Linked DNA regions of Homo sapiens: region 1 is linked to region 2. The links are chromatin contacts, found by Hi-C or POLR2A ChIA-PET in ENCODE. All regions are on one chromosome and are shown on one strand. The core of a region is the stretch at or near the end of the contact, and the rest is flanking DNA. Distances in the headings are between cores, read along the strand shown. Region 1 has its middle 92 kb from the start of LINC02399. Region 2 holds the start of LINC02458 (long intergenic non-protein coding RNA 2458).

Region 1 (5,342 bases), core at 590-3,089, 840 kb before region 2:
CGAGTGCAAAGGGGTCTGGGGATCTGCATATTTTAGAAGCACCCCAGACGAGTCTGGTTATCAGGCAATTTTTGGAAACACTGTCCTTATTTGCCTCCCTGCCTCCAAGAGTTGCCTGCCATCATGCACTCCACTCTCCACACTGTTGCCAGACTGACCTGTTTAAAATGCAAATATAATCTTTTCACTTCTTTGCTTAAAATATTTCCAGAGTTCTTCATGGTGTCTAGGAAAATAACCACATTCCTTACCAAAGCCTTCAAGTCTCTCCGGCCTTATCTTTTGATGCTCCTCAGTCATGGACCCTGCGTTCTATTCTTTACTGTCTTCTAAATGCAGCATGCATGCCGTTTCAAGCTATTGCACCAGCCGTACCTGCCACCCAAGACACTCGCCATCCTCCCCCTGTATTTATTCATCACACACTTATGTAACACTTAAGTGAGACACACTCTTCCAAGTACTTTGGGAATATCAATGCATTTATTCATCCTTACAAACCTGGGATAGGTAAGTGGTAGGTACTATTGTTACCCCCACTCATAGAGAAATTGAGGAATCTGAGGTTGAAGAATTGAGAAATTGAGGTTGAAATTGAAGAACTGAGAAATTGAGGTTGGGAACCTTGCCTGGGGTCATGCATAGTTACTGGAAAAAACAAGACTTGAGCCCAGAGAGCCTGGCTGTAGAATCCACGCATTTAGCAACCATGTTCTAGTGCCTCTCCTTCATCTGGCTAAACCCACTCTTTCTCAAATCTCAGCTCAGCAATTAATACTTCCCAGAAGCCTTCTTTGATTTCCCAGTCTGAATTGGCATTTTGAATGGGCTTATTTTTGTCATGGCACTTACAGTACTGTACAGTAAAAAAAAGAAAGAAAAAAGTTCATTTTCTTCTCTGACAAACTAGACTAAGTTTCTTTTCTTTCTTTCTTTCTTTTTTTTTTTTTTTTCTTTTTTTTGAGACAGAGTTTCATTCTTGTCACCCAGGCTGGCATGCAATGGTGTGATCTCGGCTCACTGCAACCTCTTCCTCCTGGGTTCAAGCAATTCTTCTGCTTCAGCCTCCTGAGTAGCTAGGATTACAGGCACCCACCACCACGCACAGCTAATTTTTGTATTTTTAGTAGAGACGGGGTTTCACCATGTTGGCCAGCCTGGTCTGTCTTGAACTCCTGACCTCAGGTGATCCACCCGCCTCGGCCTCCCAAAGTGCTGGGATTACAGGCGTGAGCCACGGCACCCAGCCTAGACTAAGTCTCTTAACAGAGGAAGAGATATTTGTTGTGTCTCCAAAGCCTAGCCCAATGCCCAGCATGAATAAGTAACTAAGTATGTGTTGAATTTAAAAAAAAAAAAAGAATAAATGCATGAATGAATGAATCTGTACATGAATTTACAAGCAAGCAGCAAGGGACATCAATAACAAACAATCTGAACAGTCTGCCACTGAATCGCCAAGTCACCTGTATACAATTTTATGAGGCGTTTCCATTTTTGGCGTAGGAGATGGCCTATCTAGTATCAAAAATAAACTTTAGGAGTCTTTCTACAAATTTGACAGATTTTCATGGGAATTCAAATTAAATGCATGATTGGACATTTATTTGTTTAATCTACTCAGTAGGTTTCTTTTATTTTCCTGTGTCAAGCATGAAAGTTAAAACTATTTCTAGGCCTTTCATCTTAGCTTGGCTTTCCCCTTAATTTCTTTGCTCCAGAATGTTGAACAAAACAGGTCCCTTTTTGTGGTTGGAAAGTTTGGCTTTACATAGAACCTTTCAACACACAACTGTCAGCACCTGATTATGGGCCATTTTTTAGCCTATGACTTTCACTTCCTTCCTTAAATAGGTCTTTCAGATGAATCATCTTTAGCCACTCTGTGATTATGCAGGGATCAGATACGCAGTATAGAAATGAACAGGATACACTGAAGTCCCTTCTATCTTGTATCATTTTGTGCTCTGATTTGGGGGGGGTTCATTTTTTATGCAATAAAAATGTGATTGACTACTGTGTGCTGGCTTTTGTTCGAGCTGTCAGTTCATTAGCACTTCCAACTAGAGTGGGAAGAAGCAGAGAACTGGATAAAGCTCACGTCCACTAGTTTTGAGCTGTTTAGCATTCCTAGTTCGGAGACAAATTTGGTGGGAAAAGACTTGGATGAGACTTATTTGTCCAACTCTTTTTCTATACCCCATGTAATTATTAAACTGTATGTGTGTATATGTGTGTATAAGCAGTCAACCAGCATAGTTGCAGAGCCCCTTAGCTACTCAAAAATTCATCCCTCAACCCGTAATTTATGAATACTTCATCAAATTCATTCCTACAATACACATGCTGATGGTCATAGCTATTTACTTATTAGATCAATTTTAGAAAATATTATGTTTGGGTAAATAATCTCTTTAATGGTGGTTTATTGTGTCACGTGTATACATGGTCCTGAATATTAATATGAAAGAACCCACTTTTTTTCCTACGAGATAAGAAAAATCAAGGTACCAAAACCTACAATGCTGAAATGTACTAGAATGGATTAAGGAAAGAAGAAATTTGCAATAGGGATTCTTGTCTTTTATCTTCCATATGAATGACATCCTAAATATATATGATGCTGACCTACATTTCTATAGTTGAAGGCTATTTTCTGAGTGAAATCAGCTACAATGAAATGTGCAGTAACAGACATACAAAAAGGAATAGGCAACAGAACTCAAATTGAAGAATTAAATGGGCAAGAGGTGAACAGAATAAAGTGCAGAACCTCATATTTGGTAGGCTTTAAGAAAGATTTTTACCTCTTAAGGACAGAAAAACTACTCCTTTAAGAGTTTTGCCAAGTCTGCAAAACAAGATTCTGGCTTTGTTCAGCTTCTTCCTCTCCTCTATCTTCTGAGAAGAGAAGACATGTTAAAAGAAAGCAATGCTTTGGCATCAGTAATGGAGAATTGTCAGAGAACCAACAGAAAGAAGCAATGCCTGCAAGGTGGTAGGAAGAAGAAAAAGACTTCACAGGAGAGGGTGGGCAGAGGAAAGTAAAAACAGCCCAAGCTGGAGGCAGAGGAAATGGCTCAGGGGAGAAGCTAGGAGTGAGAATAGCTGTGGGGTGTGAAGGCAGCTTGTAGAAAAGAGAAAAGAACATTTTTTTAGGAAAATTTCTGAGAGCTATGTGTCCCTGATATGGTTGGGATGTTTGTCTTCTCCAAATCTCATTTTGAAATGTGATCCCCAATATTGAAGGTGGGGCCTGGTGGGAGGTGTTTGGATCACAGGAGCGGATCTCTCATGAATGGTTTAGCACCATCCCCTTGGTAATGAGTGTGTTCTTGCTCTCAAAGTTCACGCAGGATATGTTTGCTTACAAGAGTGTACCGCCTACCCCCCTCTCTTGCTCCTGCTCTCATCATATGTGTGCTGGCTCCCCTTCCCTTTCACCATGACTGTAAGCTTTCTGAGGTTCTAGCCAGAAGCAGATGCTAGGGCCATGCTTGTACAGCCTGCAGAACCAGGAGCCAACTAAACCTCTTCTTTACAAATTACCCAGCCTCGGGTATTTCTTTACAGCAATGCAAAAATGGACTAATACAATCCCCTTCATGATACGTGAGAAATACATGTAAAGTATTTGAGATATTCTGAAATTATTATTGGTGGCTGAGTTCCTTTGAACGTGACACTGCCTTGGATCAGAACTACATGGCTCATCCCTTTATTAACATTACACATCTTTTGGAAAAGGAGCACAGTGAAGTTATTAGGAAAACCATCTTCATCATATCCTAGTAGGATTTTAGGCCTCTGGAGGACTTGGTAGAAGTCCTTGGAGTCTTTACATTAACTCATTCTATACTCAGAGCACATTCTTCCTCCTCCTTTTCCCGTTTTCATTTACTGTTGTGTCCTTGTTGGTATACAAACAACTTACTAGACTAAGGTTCTTGATGCCAATAACTGTGGTCTTTTTTATCTTTGTATTCCATGTTATATCCAGCAGAACACCAGGCACGTGATTAGATATTCAATTAATTGAACAATCAATTCATTCTAGGATACACATAAAGTTATACTAAATAAAGCAAGTTAAAATGTAATGAGAGGCCCACTTTCAGAGGCTGCGGCAGGCAGATCACTTGAGGTCAGGAGTTCAACACCAGCCTGGCCAATATGGTGAAACCTCATCTCTACTAAAGATACAAAAATTAGCCGGGCATGGTGGCTCATGCCTATAATCCTAGCTACTCAGGAGGCTGAGGCAGGAGAATCACTTGAACTCAGGAGGTGGAGGTTGCAGAGAGCCAAGATACTGCCACTGCACTCCAGCCTGGGTGACAGAGCAAGACTCAAAAACAATTAAAATTAAAATTAAAAAAATTAAAAAAAAATTAAAAATTAAATGAGAGAAAGCCCAGTAGATTTGTTTTTGTTGCTGGCATTCCCATTATTATCATTTCATTATTGATCTGATCAAATATTCTGGTTCAACAATATACTTAGAATCTAAGAACTACAACTTTTCTTGTTTACTTTACCAAAGTGTCTTCACTGTGGCAATATATTTAGAACTCATTGACTATTACTATACTTTCACACTTCAGAAAATATCACTAAGAGACTCTTCTGCTAGTAGCAGTTATATAAGTAGCATTAATAATACATGCATTTTCCAATCTTCTTGTCTAAAAATTAACTACCAAATAGGCCAATTTTAATTCTCTCAATTTTATAAAAATACACATGAGATCATAGCTATAGCTTTCACACTCATTGTTTCATTTGTCTGGAAATCCTTTTTGTCTCATTATCTCTTATCCATCTACATATAATCCTAACATAATGAAACACACCAAGCCATCTCTGAATCCAAAATAGCAGTACGCTGGGTCTGGTATATAACACTAAGATTTAATGGCTTGGTAGGAGCACATATTGAGAATCTGGATGGAAGGCACTGTGTTCTAGTAACTGTAGGGAGTTAAAAAGGAATCAGAGGCCCGGCGTAGTGGCTCACACCTGTAATCCTAGCACTTTGAGAGGCTGAGGTGGGTGGATCACTTGAGGCCAGGAGTTTGAGACCAGCCTGGACAACATAGTGAAACCCTGTTTCTACTAAAAATACAAAAAAAAATTAGCTGGGCATAGTGGTATATGCCTATAATCCCAGCTAGTTGGGAGGCTGAGGCAGGAGAATCACTTGAATCCGGGAGGCAGAGGTTGCAGTGAGCCAAGATCGCACCACTGCACTCCAACCTGGGCGACAGAGCATGACTGTCTCCAAAAAAAAACAACAAAAAAGGAGTAAGAGCATTTTACTCTGACAACAAGGAACTTACATA
Region 2 (5,456 bases), core at 1,232-3,731:
AATCTGAAGAGCATGATGTTTAACCCTTGTACATTTAAGGAAGTATTAAAGGAAATAAATACAGGAGAAAAGTGAACTGCTAAACATGCCTGAATACATCCTGTCATTAATGTCTGGATTTTATTTTTTACTTTTAATACATATGTTAACATTTTTAATGTAATAACTAATGTATAAAAATCACAATAACATTTACATAAGTTATATAAGGCATATCTGTGACTCCATCACTGATCTTACCTCAGTCAGCCCTTGCAGGAATGTGATTGTCCCCAAGCCCAGCCTGTGCCTCCGTTTTAAGAGGTAACTAACTCCTCTCCTAAATTTTATGCTTGTCATTCTCTTACATTTTTAGAAGTAGTTTAGTTCTTTTTAGTTAATGTTTCCCCAACAATAACATTGTATACTTTTGCTTGATTTTGAACATTCTATTTGTATCATGCTATATGTCATCTTCTGTGACTTATTTCATTTCACATTATGTTTCTAAAATGTCTTTCTATGCTTGTGAGTAGCTTTAGTTCATTCATTTTTAGGTTGTGTAATATTCCACTGCATAATTATTCTATAATATAATTCATTTAGTCACTCTCTTGTTGTTGGAAATTGGAAGGTTTTTCTTTTTTTCTTTTCAATTTTTACTGATACGAAGGATACTGTGATACATGTTTTATTCATTTCTCTTGGTATACATGCCCAACAATTCTTCTAGTTTCTAGGGTACCTAAGAGTGGAATTGCTTGGTCTTTGCATGTAAACTATTTAACTTGATATGAAGGTGTCAAACTGTTTTCCAAAGCGATTAATTTGATGTGTGTTCCCATCAGAAGTGTATTAATATCCATTCATTCAAATCTTTACCAATGTCTGGCAATGTCAGACTTCTGTATTTTTGTGCATTTAGTTTTTCACAGGTGTACTCTCTTCCTGATGTCTATTCTGTTCTGGTCAATAAATTTGACTCTGTGTCTATACCACACAGTATTAATTATTCTACTTTTGCCTTTTTTTCTCTTTTTGACAGAGTCTTGATCTGTGGCCCAGGATAGAGTGCAGTGGTGTGATCTCGGCTCACTGCAACCTCCGTCTCCCGGGTTCAAGTGATTCTCATGCCTCAGCCTCCCAAGTAACTGGGACTGCAGGCCCGCACCACCATGCCAGGCTAATTTTTTAGCATTTTAGTAGAGATAGGGTTACACCATGTTGTCTATGCTGGTCTTGAGCTCCTGAGCTCAGGCAATCCACCCATTCAGCCTCCCAAAGTGCTAAGATTACAGGCATTAGCCACCGTGCCGGGCCGGCTTTTTATGCAACTTGTCTTGACAACAAATTATCAATGTTCTCAAAATACACTTTGGGATTTTGCTTTTCAAAAGAGGCCAATGCCACCTCAATCACAGCTTTCAAACCTCCTAGCTCAAGGTTCAATGTCCTTTTCCTAGAGTCAGACAGTTGGCCCTGCCAGATTGCTGTGCACTGTCTCAGAGTATGATAGGACAATATTGGAGGTCCCAGATGTCTGCTCCTTCTGTCTCCAAGAGCCATCCTGGTCAACACCGTGTTGGCAGGTCAAAATATGTGCTGCTTGGCCATTTGCCCTTTTATGCATGATCCTGTAAATATCTGTAAGCCACCACTTACTTATCTACTCTCCCAATTATGAGCACCCAGGTTACCTCCAGTTGCTGGACACTACAAACCACACTGTCATCTTTGTGCATATATGCTTGCAAGCCTGTGTGAGGATTTATTTGAGATATATGCCCAGGAATGAAATGGCTGGATCATAGGTTATGTAGATACTTTATCTGCTTAAATAAGAACAGCAGCACCAATGTACACTTTCACATTACTCAACATCTTTACCTATGTGTCTCTGCATGCACAGGTATAAAGTCTGGAAAATTACAGTTTTGGCCTTACTCACACAACTTCCTGAAAATAATTTCTCAACCCTAGTCCCCATACATCATGAAAAGAGCCTTTCCTTATGACAATGTGGACTTGTGCTTCTTTGTCCCACCAGGTCCCTATCTATCTTTCTGCCTCCTCCCTATGCATGAAGCACCTCATCCTCAAATTTGGGGAGATCCTGTCCAATTTAAAAATTCTGCTACTCAATCATACTAAAATAGAAAGCTATGATTGATTTTGATGAGTATGACTATCTATTTGGGGTGGGAAGAAGAGATGAACATGGTTTGTTTTTTAGATGGTAAAAACAACTAAATAGAACACTAAGAGATGTGAGCAAGCACTAGAGTGGTGCCAAAATTGTTCTTCGCTCTGATCCCTCCGTTCAACAGATCTATAAAGCCCTTCCCAGTCTCTCTTCAGATGCCAGGGCTACGGGATTCCACTGGCTGTAGCACCTCATCGCCTGCTGTAGGCTCCATGACTCGTTTCCAGTCTGCCATCTTGTGGTCCTTCCTGTTGCTGCATTCATACTGGTTTACCGAGAGGGCAACAGTGGATTTAGTAGACTTCACGTAGCTTGCGTCGCTGCTCCTGTCTCCGTGTAACTCACAATAAAGAGATTTTGGCATCAACCGTGAGCTTAGGGGTAGAAGGGTATATGTTAGGAGGTGGGAGCAGAATCAATTCTTCAAATCTTAATGATGTAAGTCATAAAGATGTTTCCTCGAGCCACTGTTGATTCATTGTTAATGATTCATTGTTAATGATTCATTACTGCGTTTTCTGCAACACTAAGAAACCGTTGTTTCTACTAACTTTATAAAAAACATATAAGATAAAGAACAAGTGAAAATCCAGATTTTTTTAATGAGGTATGTATACCTTCGTGGAAAATTTGAAGACAGAGACAATGTTTTACTATTTTCATTTTTGCACCTACAGTTTCTAGCATAGGCTTGGCATCTTGTAAATATTCAATAAATGTTTGTTGAATGAGTGCGTTAATTGATTCTCCTACCAGTCTGAGCTATCAGTTATGTCTCTGTGGCTAGATGGACACCATGTCTTCCATCCCTGCCAAGAGTTCAACTGAATTCAAGTTTATAAATGGAAATGTGTGTGTATGAAGGAATTAAAACAATTCAGAAAATATAAAGTTTTAAAAACGACCTTTCCTAGACATAGTCATTGTTAATAACTGGGTATGTATCTTTCTAGACCTTTTCAATATTTCTATGTATTTACATATATAAATATACAAATCTATACACACATATAGATTTATTAAAACATAAAAGGGGTTTCTTTGGGAAATAGTTCTTGAATTTGCTTATTTTTCTTACAGTTAATACGTGTAGGAGATCATTCCATGTCCATATGTAGAAGTCTATAGCATTCTGTTTGGCAGATGGATAGCATTACATAGTATAAATGTCTCATAATGTTAAAATCATTTCCCCTTTAGTGGAAATCTTTGTTCTTACAATGTTTTCCTGTACAATTCTTGGCCATGAAACTTGGTACACAAATGTGTCTTTCTGTAGGTCAGTGTCCATGAAGTGGGGTTGCTGGTCAAAGTATATATTGTATTTAAAATTTTTCACGAATACTCCTAAATTTATTATGAATTGATACAAAGGCCTTGTCTCACGAATTAAGATTAATAAGAAATACGGAAATCATTATTACTTTTTAATTTTTAGGGATGTATTTGACATGATCCTAAATAATGTGGCTGGCTGAACTTCCTGTTTCCTAATCATTTGTATATCTTCTAGATACTTCTATATATGCTGGCTTGAAAAACTGGCACAGAGAAGCATAACTGGGCTTGGTTTTTCTTTTTCTCGTTTCTCCTATGGAGAATTCTAAGCAGCAGGTAGCACCCTGGAGCACTGTGTTTGAGCTCTGAGAGCGGTCCTTCTATGGATTCAACTGGTTCACAAAAGAAAACTTTTGCAGTATCAATATTTGATATATGTTTGACTTCATATTATTACATGACATTTCTTTTTGTCATGAAAAATGAATACTTATTTATTATAGAAAATATTAAAAATGCAGAAAAGTGTTAAAAATATAGAAATAAACTATAGTCTCATAAACCAGTGATAACTAACCTTAACATTTTGGTTTATATCTTACTAGATGTATACTGTTTTTAAACAAAATTGGGATGACACTATATTACCATTTTATAATCTGTTTTTTTCTCTCTACCTAAAAATATATTACAAACTTTCTGCCATATTAATATGGCATCACTTCAATGATTGGTTTAGAGAAAGCATAACCGTATAACACTTTCAGCTTACTCAGAATTTACAACTAGATCTCTGATGCTTCAAACTCATTTAAACACATATGATCTAAGGCAGAGAAATCCTACCTGTATGTTTGTATGTTCTCTGTCACTAATTAGAATAGCTATATCTTTCTGAGTAGTTACTACATACTAAATGTTTTGCAAAGCATGTGACATTATTTCTAATTGTCAAAACTACCTTCAGAAGTAGGTATTATTGTCAAAATTTTGCAGAAGAGGAAACTGAGATTCAAAGAGTTTCAGCAAATTGCTCAAGGACGCACAGTGAGAAAATGGTAGGGTTTAAATTAGAATCCAGGTCTATCTGCTTGTAAAACTCTTGCTTTTTAAAACTCTATCTGCTGTTTTGATATGCATAATATTTTCAAGTATGACTTCTGTTCTAAAAGTCGCTGTCTAATATTAACTTCATAATTGAGTTGAAAGTAATCTCTGAAAGGAATTAAGACGCTTTATTTATTTTCTTTAGCTACGTAAAAAAGTTAAAGCACAGTGTTTATTCTCTTTTCACTGATGAAAACAACGCTTTGCTTGCGGATGGGCAGAGAACTTCTGTAACAATTGGAACTAGAGCGCCATCTGTTGACTGTAGAGTTCTAGGCATTTAATACAGGAAAATTACAAATCTGATCATCACTATTACTTTCCTCAACAAAGAAAATGCCCTCAGCTGCTGGGCGCGGTGGTTCACTCCTGTAATCTCAGCACTTTGGGAGGCTGAGCGGATGGATCACCTGTGGTCAGGAGTTCAATACCAGGCTGGCCAACGTGGCGAAATTCTATCTCTACTAAAAATACAAAAATTAGCCGGGCACTGTGCCGCACACCTGGAATCCCAGCTGCTAGGGAGCCTGAGGCAGGAGAATCGCCTGAATCCCGGAGGCGGAGGTTGCAGTGAGCCGAGATCGCTCCTGCACTCCAGCGTGGGCGGCAGAGTAAGACTCCATCTAGAAAAGAAAAAACAGAAGAGCCCTCAGCAGCAATCTTGGATGAAAGGTCATTAGTTCTGACTTTAAAAGATCAATTTATAATTGATTTAAATTTCACTGAGATGAAATTTATAAAACATAAAATCAATCATTTTAAGGTCGACAACTCAGTGTAACCATCACCTACTTCTATCTAGTTCCAAAACATTTCCATCACCCCAAAGTAAAGTCCATTACCCATCAAGCGTTTTTTCTTGTTACCCCTTCCTCCACAGCCCTGACCA

What was found. A loop is a pair of places that touch in the nucleus more often than their neighbours do. ChIA-PET counts read pairs that join two places held with the same protein, here RNA polymerase II (POLR2A). Pooled maps may share reads with other maps.
Region 1: a pooled map shows a loop between it and region 2 (5-fold over the local background). The contact joins the enhancer-like site here to the promoter of LINC02458 in region 2. A Hi-C loop is called at or near these places in 1 of 168 maps with a recorded cell type or tissue (naive thymus-derived CD4-positive, alpha-beta T cell) and 8 of 50 pooled maps. POLR2A ChIA-PET finds 5 or more read pairs at or near these places in 1 of 52 experiments (A673).

Annotation. Positions count from the first base shown.
Region 1 is chr12:89,853,113-89,858,454 of GRCh38, reverse strand. No RefSeq gene overlaps it. Among named protein-coding and RNA genes, the nearest start is that of LINC02399, 92 kb to the left of the region's middle. RefSeq lists an enhancer at 351-400. Within about 2 kb of position 1,839, at least 4 of the 41 ENCODE cell types and tissues checked have a DNase peak (open chromatin) inside an H3K27ac peak, as active enhancers do.
Region 2 is chr12:89,016,717-89,022,172 of GRCh38, reverse strand. It overlaps LINC02458 (long intergenic non-protein coding RNA 2458), which reads left to right and starts at 2,481. Exons shown (of 3, transcript NR_038385.1): 1 at 2,481-2,620.